2 separate regions of the Mus musculus genome follow, and region 2 is linked to region 1. Evidence: chromatin loops called from intact Hi-C (ENCODE). Cell type or tissue: heart. All regions are shown on one strand. Each heading gives the region's core, and the rest is flanking DNA. Links, peaks and the distances in the headings are about the cores only. Region 1 overlaps Cnksr3 (Cnksr family member 3). Region 2 holds the start of Cnksr3 (Cnksr family member 3).

Region 1 (5,378 bases), core at 69-5,068:
AGCAACTAGGAAGCTGATGCAGGAGCATAGACAGTTTGAAGCCAAGCAGGGCTGTATGCTGTGTCTCAAAAACCAAAGAAACAAAAGAATGAGGAAGAACTGGCAGACCTAGTACAAACTAACCAAAGATTCATGGGCAGTATGTATTCCTGAGACCTAGCTGCTCTGGAACATCAGGACACGTCTGAGCTACCCTCAGCCACCTCGATGTCGGGGACAAAGAGGGAACAATTAAGCACAATCTATACATCTATAGCATACATGCACAATCTATACATCTATAGTATACACATACTCAGGAGTTTGCAGAACTTTCTCTTTCACTAAGAAATGACTGGTTAATAACAACATACAGCTTTGGCTTTAGTGAAAAGAACTTTAAAAAGACTTTATGGGAGGTTTAAATTTATAATGCTTCTAGTTTAAAAAAAAAAAAACTTTTAGGAGCTGGAGAAATGACTTGGTAGTTAGGTTATGGTCAGCGGCTGCTCTTCAGTAGACCCATGTTCTGTTCTCCGCACCCAAATGGCTGGTCACAGTCATCATGACTCCAGTTCCCAGGAAAACCAAGGCCCTCTTCTGCCTCTGCAGGCACTGGGCACATATGCAGACAAAACATCCAAACACATAGAATGGAAATAAGTTTTAAAGCATTAATTTTAAAAAGTTAGAGGGGCAGAAGAGCTGGCTCAGCAGCTTTGAAAGTTTGTATAAATTTCAAAATATTTCCTGTAGTAACATCAATATTCTATCTAAATCTTATATTCACTTTTTCCCCCGTCACTGGCTTTTTCCCTAAAGTTTAAAATAGAATATCTTTATTCAATGGAGAAGAAGAAATAAGGATAGGTTCCCATCATTGCTTTTAATGTCAAAACCTCACAACTGAATGGCTAAGGAATCTACAGGACACACATGTTTGGAAGGGAAGGACTATGCCCAGCATGCCAGGGACTGCTCCCTCACTCTGTCACCTACCCAGGTGCCGATGTCTATCGAGAGTATTCACTAAAAAAAGGAGCAATTAAACTTTAAAGGTACCATACATAGCTTTGCCTCTTCTTCTCTCCAGTGCTTCAGGCTCTGGTCATATTTTAATACATGTGACCAGGTAACACGGAATCAAAGTAAACTCACTGCCTACATCTACTAAATGGCAACCCAAGAACTATGTCATTTATCGTTTTCTGTATATTATCAACTTGAGCAAGATCAAGTCGAATAAAATGAGCAGCAAAACTCCCCTGCTGCCTACCATCTCTCCATCAGAGAGAGAGACTGTTTTGAATGATGTGTTATAGGTAAATGATGATCAATGAGCGGCCTGAGGGGGAGCACAATGCAGATATGCTATGGTGGTCCACACAGCCATTCCCCTGTTACAAATCTAGGATGGCATCATTCAACACTGGCACAACCCTGTTCACAACACCTCTGTCTTCCACCTTTTTATCTTCAGAAAACCAGAGCTTCACCCACTTGGTAAAGAGCCTGGGTGTCCATGACATTTCTCACTGCCCGTGAATGTTTCCCACCAATGCTGTCCAACAGAACTGTCTGCGGTCTTGTGTTCCAATATGGTGGCCACTGGCACCCACAGCTACTGAATACTTGTGATAAAGCTAGCGTAACGGAGAGCCAACTTTTATTTAATTAGTTAGTCCTCACATAAGCAGCCAGATGAGGCAAAAGCCTTCTCAAGAGAACAGGGCAGCTATGGTGTATGTCAGTCACCCTCTGCCCCTGAGTGGTGGAGGGGGGCACTTGAACTTGGGATGGTATCCCTTCTTACCCTCTAGCTATAATTGATGAGTTTGGAGACTCCTTCTCTCTGGTTTAGGTTATTCTCTATTCTATCCACTTTTATCATTGCTCTAAAACTTTCCAATGATTTCTTACCCCTACATCTTTTCTTAATCCAACTTCTGCTTACTTCCTGTCCATCAAAAAAAAAAAAAAAAAAAAAAATCAACAGCCACTAAAACTAGTTTACCTAGAAACCTCTTTAAAGCACCAGGGCCAACTACAGCTGCACAGTAACTGACCTGCAAATGAATTATTCAATGTAAAACACTCTCAGGTAAACACCCCATGATCTGCATGGCAGCAGATTAAATAAACACTAAAATGATGCTGTGTTACAACAGTATTTTACTGAAGATTATATGAAGACTGAAGATATTTAATAAAGTGTTAGACTCTCTCAGAAAAACATTCACTTGCAGACTCTGGAGGAGGGGTGCGACCCCTCATCCCCCAGCAAGGCAGTCAAGGTGCACTGCTGTTCAGGGTAGGTCCCTGGTGAGACTGAGGTCACAGCATGGTCTATAGAGGAAATTAGTAGGAAATTGTAGGAGATACAACACAGCTTTAGGTTCTGGCATGGGTCCAGCTTTGTTCATTTTAGTGCAACGCTTTAAGAGGAAGCAAAAAGAAAAGCTTAGAGAGACTGTCCACGGGGCCTCTGCTATTTCTCCTCCTCCTCCTGAGACACATAACTGCTGGAAGCTGACCTGTTCTCCTCGTCTTCATGCTACAAATTTCAAAGCAGTTTTCTAGTCCTCAAAGTATACCACAACCAAAAAGACAGACGCAACAGCACAGGGCATTCCAGCAGAAAAGACTACAAGGCTGTGTTTCCCGGAAAGTGTGACAGAAGTAAACTCAAGCATGTTTGGCTCTGAAGAGCAGACAGTTTAATAATAAACAGGATGCCGGGGCATATCCCAGCCATGCAGAACACCCACGAGTGCGTGGCCACATCTACGGTGACAGTTAGTGTACAGATGAGGGGAACAGACACCATATTCCCCCAGGAGTCGCAGAAGGAGTAGCCTGGAGCAGAGCCAAGATTAGGATACAAAAATCCTGCCTTCCCGGCCAGCACGCAGACCTCTTGTCCACTGTGTCTCCCTTGTGACAGCTCATTTATCAACCACAAATAATTTCCCCATTACTCTCCTAAACAAGAGCTGCGCGTCTCAGAGCAGAAGACAAGGCTCTGTCCATTTTAAGAAAAAGAATACTCGCAACGCAGCAAGTATTATATAATCGATGGAATGCAGACCAGCAGTGGCAGCATCCCCACACACTCATTCCCACCATTCTGGGTGATGTAATTGTATATCCCCTTGGCTCAGCTTCAGAGCATTACTAAACCAGCCTGAATGCTGGAAAGGGGGAGGGGGAGGGGTGCCAACCCCGACAGTTAAGTGAACAGTTTCCTAAGCGTGGCACCATGACAAGAGACCTGAGTCCCACCCATGCCAGCCAGTTTGTAAACAAGTACCTTTATGGGTGTTTTTATGCCACATCTGAATGAATTCCTTAGGAAGCACAGGTGTAGCCATACAGGACTTGGGCAGAGTTCACACACCTGCCCTCTACAGCGAAACTCTGGAGCAAAGTTCACATTCCTGCCCATCTAGCTGCCATTTCTTTGGTTGATCATGTCGAGCACAAACACCAGTTGTTTAAACAGAGTATCTGTGAAACTCACAGTGCTTTTTATAGTCACAGAAACAGACGTGGACATATAGCATTTTTCATTTCGACTTTGAAAATGGCATCCCCATTAACAGCTGTCTCCATCATTCTGTGCTTTATAAAAGATGGAAAATAAGCCTAACACAGACACGTGGGGGTTTTTTGGTAACAGACAACACTTTTCTGTACATGAGACAATAAACACTCTGGGTTTTGGAGGGGCATGTGGTCTCTGTTAGAGACTCCATTCTGTCCTCGCAGCACAAAGGCAGCCTCGGATAGTAAATACATCCACAACTGTGCACACTGAGTCTAATAAAACTTTATTAGCAAATGGGGGTGTGGTGTTTATGTGAGTGGGTGTAAATGTGGATAAAGGCTAAGAGGCTAGAAATATGACCAGAGAGGGTAAAGAAAGGTGCAGAGGGAGAGTGGGGTAAACAAAAAAGATAAATGTGCCAACAAGGAGGGAAAGAGTCTGAGGGAAGAAGGGTGAGAACGGAAGACAAGGGTGGGGGAGAGAGGGAAGGGGAGAATCTACTAAAATACGCTTTATTTAAAAACATCATGTTATCTAATACCTTGTATGCTAATTTTTAAATTCCTTCATTCACTCAGATGGAAAAGAAAGGGAAGATGGCTCAGACAGTTGGTAAAATACTTGCCTTGTAAACATGAGCCCTAAGATCAATGCCCAGCACACAGATAAAAGCTAGGCTCAAGGCCACAGAGTTGAACTCCAGGGGTTGGAGAGGTGGGAACAGAAGGACCCCTGGGGCTTACTAGTCAGATATTCTACTCTAACTGGTGAGCTGGAGCCAATGAAAGACTATCTCAAAGGTGGACAGCGTTTCCATGGGTAAAGCTCTAAATTGTCCTTCATCCTCCACACAGACATACACACATGCATGTGCATTTAACATGTAAACGAGCACTCACACAAACATATGCATGCACGCATGCACGCATACAAGTGTGCCAGACTAAGCTCACGGCTTATGAATTGCCAGCCTCCGTTCTAGAAGCTGCCTTGTCTTCTCTGATGGTCCGCTGATACTTCTTTCCATCCTCCTAAGAACGTGAGGACGGGCTGACCTTCTACCGGACTAACCAGTGCACAGAGAAGATCCACAGCCTCCAACACCAGCTCTTGGTGGCCGATCCGTGTGACCCCCAGTTCCTCGAGATCCTGGTGGGAGATTTTCAGCAACTGCTCCCCGTCTATCTTCTCCCGCTCAAACTTGTGCACATATGGCTGCAGGCAGTCATCCAACCCTAGGAAAATAAACCGTGGAAAGCCCATTACTGTCACGGTGTCACAGCGCCCCAAGCATTGCCCACACCTAAATCAGTCTTAGCAATCGTTGGACACGTGTCCCACCTGAAGGACCCCTTCCCGGTGGGCACTGCAAACTCTCAAATGGATCCAGTGCAGCATGGCTTTCTGACAGACACTTCGCATTTCCTGTCAACTAAAGGGATAAACACCAACCCCCGAGGATTTGAACCGTTGATATCTGTATTAAATGCATGCTATCTGTTTGCTAAGCAACCCTTCTCTGGGGACAGCACTCCTCTCCCAGTAGGCCTACCAATCAAGGTGCTTGCAACTGTGACTGATACACAGCCAGCCCGGCAACAATGCTCCAGTGCCAGAGTTGGAGACAATCACGTGACTTAGGCAAAGCCAATCATGATCTTCCTTGATATATGATATGCAAATACGAGAAGACGGAGCCCAGTTAGAGGTCACGGGACCTTAAATGTTGTCCTTATAAGAGTTACCTAGGTCATGATATCTATTCACAGCAGTACAACCCTAACTAAGACAGAAGGCATGAGATACAGAAAGGGAAACTGGCAAAACCTTCTACCTTCCCTGAGCAGACATC
Region 2 (5,378 bases), core at 295-5,294, 53 kb after region 1:
ACATGGCTCTGTAATATTGACATAAGCACGGTCTATAGATGTGGCTGATTATAGCTGGTGCTTTTGACAGTGCTCCTCACTGCCACACTGACAGTCACAGAACGGCAAGGGTGACATGTGTAGGACAAGCTGCTTTTCCTGGGGATGTAGTTTACAAAGTGGGAGCCATGCTGAGAGACTAGCAGAGACAGCTAAAAACAACCCGCGAAGCAGACAACTGTCAACCACTTATTACAAGGTCAGTACCCATGCAGCATGATAGCAAGAAACCTTCACGTAATAAGTCATGAAAGCTGGAAGAACATGGCCTCTTCCATTCAAGAGTTCAGCAAGTACACTTATTTATTTATTTGGAGATCGAAACACAAATAATTTCCACCTTTTAACTTACCTACTTCTTGTATGTATGTATGTATTTAAAGATTCTAATGCAAAGCATCCAGGCCAATCTTGGATGTTGCCATCACAGTATGTAACCTAAAATGAGTGAACATCCGGGGTCCTGAGCTCGACCACCACGACTGCTCGTTCAGGGCAGCACAAGAGTTTTCCTAGATGAAAGTATCCTCAACCAAGCCTTAAAGCCAAAGGTACCCCAAAATGTGTTTTAACATTTCTTCCTTTTAAATCAATGACAATAATAGGATGAGAATTAACATTTTTCTCCCTTCTAAGAGAAATGAAGGAAAAAACAAAGGGGAGAGAGGGCCTCTCTCTCTCTCCTGTGTGCCTGTTAACCATTTTTCTGTTACCTTATCAAGTCTGGCAGAGCCACAGGAAAGCCAGCGTGATCCTCTGACACCTCTTCATGAGACTAGAACAGTACCATAAACAAAGATAGAATATGAGCCATAAGCCTGAGCCATGTTACCACTAAACGTAGAAGCCCTAATTCAGAAAATAAAAAGTAAACAGTTGGAGTTAATTTTAGTAGTATATTTTATTCAAAATACCATCTCATCGATATGTAATAAGTAGGAAAATCGTTAATATTTTCTACTCCTTCTTCACACTGAGTCTCCAGACACCCTGTGCATTGCATACCTAGTACCTGGCAATAACAATCAGCCACATGTCAAGGACTTGAGAGTAAATGTAGCTACTGGCTCAGCAGGCTCTGAGGACCCCTCCATGGTAGTCAAGCAAGCCATCTGCTTCCTCTCAGCAAGCTAGCTGGAGCACCTGGTACCGTCTTCAGTACAAGTTACACTTCAAGTTAAGGGAAGGGGCTTAAAATAACTTAAGTCTACTGCTGCTAACCATGTTTTACTGCTCACTCAGCCAGAGTCACTCAGGCCTATGTAGTCATCCTTTTTCCCATGGCTTTACTTTGAGAGTCCTGGAAAAGTCTGGCCGATAGAAAAAACCTACTTCCTAAGACAGTATTCTGTGTTTTCCTCCAGAAGCCAGGGATAATCAGACATACACCAGACTCTTCACTACCTGGACAGCCCCTTTCCAGTGACCTATATAAGACACTGGCTTGAGAAATGACAGGATGGGGTTTCCATTGTCACAGACGGGTAGGGCAGCTTGAAAGATAATCTGAACACACCAGCATCACTGACTACTCACGTCTACTGAGACGAACAAAAACAAAGGGAGAGAGAGTGCTTAGCCAAGTCTTCACCTGGAAGACCAATGGGGGTTTGGGAGCAGGGGTGGATAACTTGAAACAGATGTTGAAGTGAGGAGGTGGGACCCCTGAGATTCCACTGGTTGATTTCGGTAAACTTTGTACTATTGAAAGAGGTCAAAGAGAGCTGAGTAACTCTAGCAACTATCCCTAGCAATCACGGGAGAGACAAGATAAAGTAACAGGGACCCTTCCACTCCTGCTACACCGTCCAGCACCCACTGAGTTTCCTCTTCCCGAGTACTGTACAGAACCAGACTGTAGTCCAGACACTCGGCTCCCTCTCAGTGCTTAACTGGCCTCAAAACGCTGCGCCCTTGGGGGTCCTGGCGCCTCCAGAGCTGAGTCCCTGCCTCTGCGGGAGTCCTGGCGCTAGGGTCCTCGCAGGCGCGAAAGCCCGTTCGCCCTCTCCAACCCAAACAAACAGGCTGGGCTGGCCGCAGGAGCCTTCGTCTACCTGCCCAACTGCCAGGTCACGCCCGCGAACTGCTCTGGGCCCGCAGCCTTTACTAGATCCAGGGCCAGGGGCAGTCACCCACACAAAGACGCCTTGTGCCTCTGCGCTTGGCTACAGGCAGCAAGTCCACCGTACCCGAACTGGCAGAGAGAGTGCCCTGGCGCCAAATCCCAAGCCCCACATTCCCAGCCAATCTTCCACGGAAAGGCCATCCCATAGCTCCCTGACTTAAATATAGGTGTCCAGTCGGCTGCAGTCAACGCGCACCCCCACCGAAAGAAACCGATCGGAGCAGGCGCACCAGAAAGAGACGCACAAGCCGCTCAGTAGAAGTTTGCTTTGTCGCCGGCAGGAGGGGCAGAGCACTCCAGTGCCCAACTCTTGGCCCGCCCCATCTCCCCGGCTGTAGGGCGCGGGGGTCCTCCACGGCTCGCTCACCTCTAGTCCAGTCCACCACTTGTTTGGGGCTCCACTTGGTCACGGGCTCCATGGTAAGCAGCTTCGCTGTCCGCTGGGCTAGGCAATCGACAGGAGTCCTGCAGCCTGCGCCCGTGGTTGTCCCCTGCGTGTGCCGGGAGTCCGCTCAAGCCTGCATGGCCGCAGTCAGCGGGCCATCGCGCTGCGGTTTCTGCGAGGGAAGCGCGGCCCTGGGTCTCTGCGCACGGGACAGCTATGTCCCGTACGGCTGCTCCCCGCAGCTACCGCTGTCCAGATGCAGTTCCCCCGACGCCGCTCTCTGCTACAGCTGCTTCTCCGCAACCACCGCAGCAGCGGGAGCAGGTTGCAACCTCAAACCCCAGGCCGGGGCTGCCCTGGCGTGGGACTCTTCTGGCCGGGAACTTCTAGGTCGGCTGGCCCTCCGCGGCTCCTGCGAGCGGTGTCCGTCCCCGAGGTCCCCACTCCGCGTGCGCCCCCGCCTCGAGCCTTCCCGCCAGTGGGTCCCACCTCCTGCGCCACCGTCGCGGGCCGCCCGGGCGGAGGAAAAAAGCGGAGCGTGCGCGCTCGGGTTGCAAAGTTTCTGCTCCGCTCGGCGCTGCCGGAATAAGAGAGGGGGCGGGGCGGAGCGGGAGCAACACGTGAGAGGGGCGGGGCCGCGATGACGTAGACTCCGGTTTCTTTCCCTCCTACGTCCCAGCTCCGGACGCCAGGGATCTACTTTTCCTCTTCAAGGGGTGGGCTGGAGCTGCAGCCTGAGTCCTGGAGAGCCGCTTGGCTCCGAAGAGGTCCCAGCTTAGTGGCAGCTGAATCCTGTAAACAGGTTTTTTTGTCTTTGTGTGTTGGTTTGAGATGTGTCTGTTCTCGTTTTTAAAAGCTTCGAGTCGCAATCTCGCCTTAGCTATTCAGCCTTTTAAGTTTCCTAAAGTAGGCCAGTTGTGTGTGTTTTGGACAAATGGATGGCGGTGTGCCACTGCTCCAAGGCCGCTACAGTGTATCAACTCTTCGGTTTAATAACACCAGAATGGCAGCTCTTTGAGTTGTGTTTTGACATAATGTAATAGTCATATTTTCAAAATGACCTAACGCTCGATTCAGATTAGTCATTAACCCTGAGGCGAAAGTTGTCAGCGAGCCAAAAAAGAAAAGAAAAAAAGAGAGAACCTTGCCTAGTTCAGCCTCTGACAGGGAGAGGAAAGCCCTTTCTGTACTACAAGCCTCAATTTGGAAGCAGAGCGCGGGTCTGGGGAAAACCCTATAACCGGTGTTTACCTCCCTCCCACACACATGCAGACACTCTTTTGGCCCTAGTGAAGTCTTCTTTCAATTATAGTTATTGATTTCCATCTTCCCCTGAGCAACTATTAACCCTATCCAAGGAGGAAGCTGCTTGTTATTGGGGTATATTGAGCTGGATCTGATCTTCCCCTTCCAACTACTTATCTTCTGAAGTAAGGGAGTGGCTAGTGTTTATTGATTCAGTAAATACCCGCAGTTGCTTTCCCTGCACCAACCACTGCGTTCATATTTCCTCTGTTAGGATAGCTGCTCTCTATTACACGTGAGAATCACTGCTAGCACCCAGCTATCTGTTGTATAGTGAGTGTTTTGGGTGTACAGCGTACACACTGTCTTAGCCTTCCTGAGCAATTCGTCTATGCAATGGAGAGGTACAACTATCAAAAATAGCGATTTTTTTTTTTTAACCAAGAGTAATTACCCAACCCAGAAACTTGACACCGGCCATGAGAAAATTCCTGGTAGAGTAGCTGCCCTCTTTTTAAGAAATGATCTTTGACATCTGTCTTTCCTTAACCATCTTGACCTCTGCACAGTGGGAACTGTGCCTACAGTTTCGAAAATAGCTATATGATTAGATGACCAAGCAAGTAATTCATCTATAAACAGTGCTGCCTTCCAAAGGGGACACAGTAGTAACGAAGTTGAAAGACGATGAATCTGGCTGCATAACCCCTGGAATCACAAAGAGGAGCAAATGCTATCAAATGCTTTCGCTGTAGAATTTTCCTTGATGTTTGACAATGTTCTCTTGTTCCTTTGCATCTGTTGCATTAAAAGCTGGAGTTCCAGAGTCCAGTTTGCTGAATTTCATCCCACAGATAACACAATCTATACTCGGCGCATAAGCAGAATATGCAAAGAAAGCCAAGTTAAAAATCTCTGACCAATTAACTATCTAAATGAATTAGCAACATGTTTACTCCTCCAGTCCTGCAGGCTAATTGCTATGTAAATAAGGCCTTCTACCTTAATTATAGCTGTTAGCCTGTGAAAGTTCTAGGGTGTGCTGACTGCCAGCCCAGATGTAAACTTTACATAGAAAGTTTGGCACATCAAAGAGGAGGGATTTTTAGATAAGCAGCTATGGAAATTGGTGTATATGCAAAAGCGATCAGTTATACACTTGCCAGTTTTCTTCCTGCTTGTCCCTGGTGGTGTGGTTCCTTGGTACCCACACTCTTCAGCAGGGGCACCCTTCCTCCTTTCTGCCTTGATGCTGCCAGGGCTCCTCCAACATTAGGAAATGGACAAAGCTTTTGACTGAATTTGATATGTTACAGTGTGGATACAAGAACCCAGTCTTCTGTGTTTCCTTGCATCTCCTTTTCTTGGCCAGCCGCCTTGCGTGTTTAGGTCATTTATTCAATCAACAAAATATGTTGTAAATGCTCCTGCCATACTGAATTGAGTATGAAGAAGATTAAAGATCTCACAGCTAGTGACTCTTGGATATCATGGGACTTTGCCAGGAAGGGTTTTCTTCTGTCACCTTTAGTCAGAAGACAAAGACCAAGGGGGTATAGAGGGGACATGGACCAGCGAGTTTGG

The links. Peaks named below come from ENCODE experiments on the same cell type or tissue, not always from the same donor. Only the 100,000 strongest peaks of a DNase experiment are listed, where the experiment ranks them.
Region 2: it touches region 1 in a loop (3-fold over the local background); 7 of 42 quality-filtered maps call a loop at or near these places.

What each region holds. Positions count from the first base shown.
Region 1 is chr10:7,156,047-7,161,424 of GRCm38, forward strand. It overlaps Cnksr3 (Cnksr family member 3), which reads right to left. Exons shown (of 13, transcript NM_172546.2): 2 at 4,598-4,761. Among named protein-coding and RNA genes, the nearest start is that of Cnksr3, 54 kb to the right of the region's middle. In heart, for the core only: no CTCF peak of the experiment used is centred there; DNase peaks (open chromatin) are centred at 2,815 and 3,225; H3K27ac peaks cover 726 bases.
Region 2 is chr10:7,209,101-7,214,478 of GRCm38, forward strand. Cnksr3 (Cnksr family member 3) reads right to left here and starts at 3,137. Exons shown (of 13, transcript NM_172546.2): 1 at 2,532-3,137. The coding sequence starts at 2,583. In heart, for the core only: a CTCF peak has its summit at 2,433; DNase peaks (open chromatin) are centred at 2,441, 3,171 and 3,721; H3K4me3 peaks cover 3,241 bases; H3K27ac peaks cover 2,542 bases.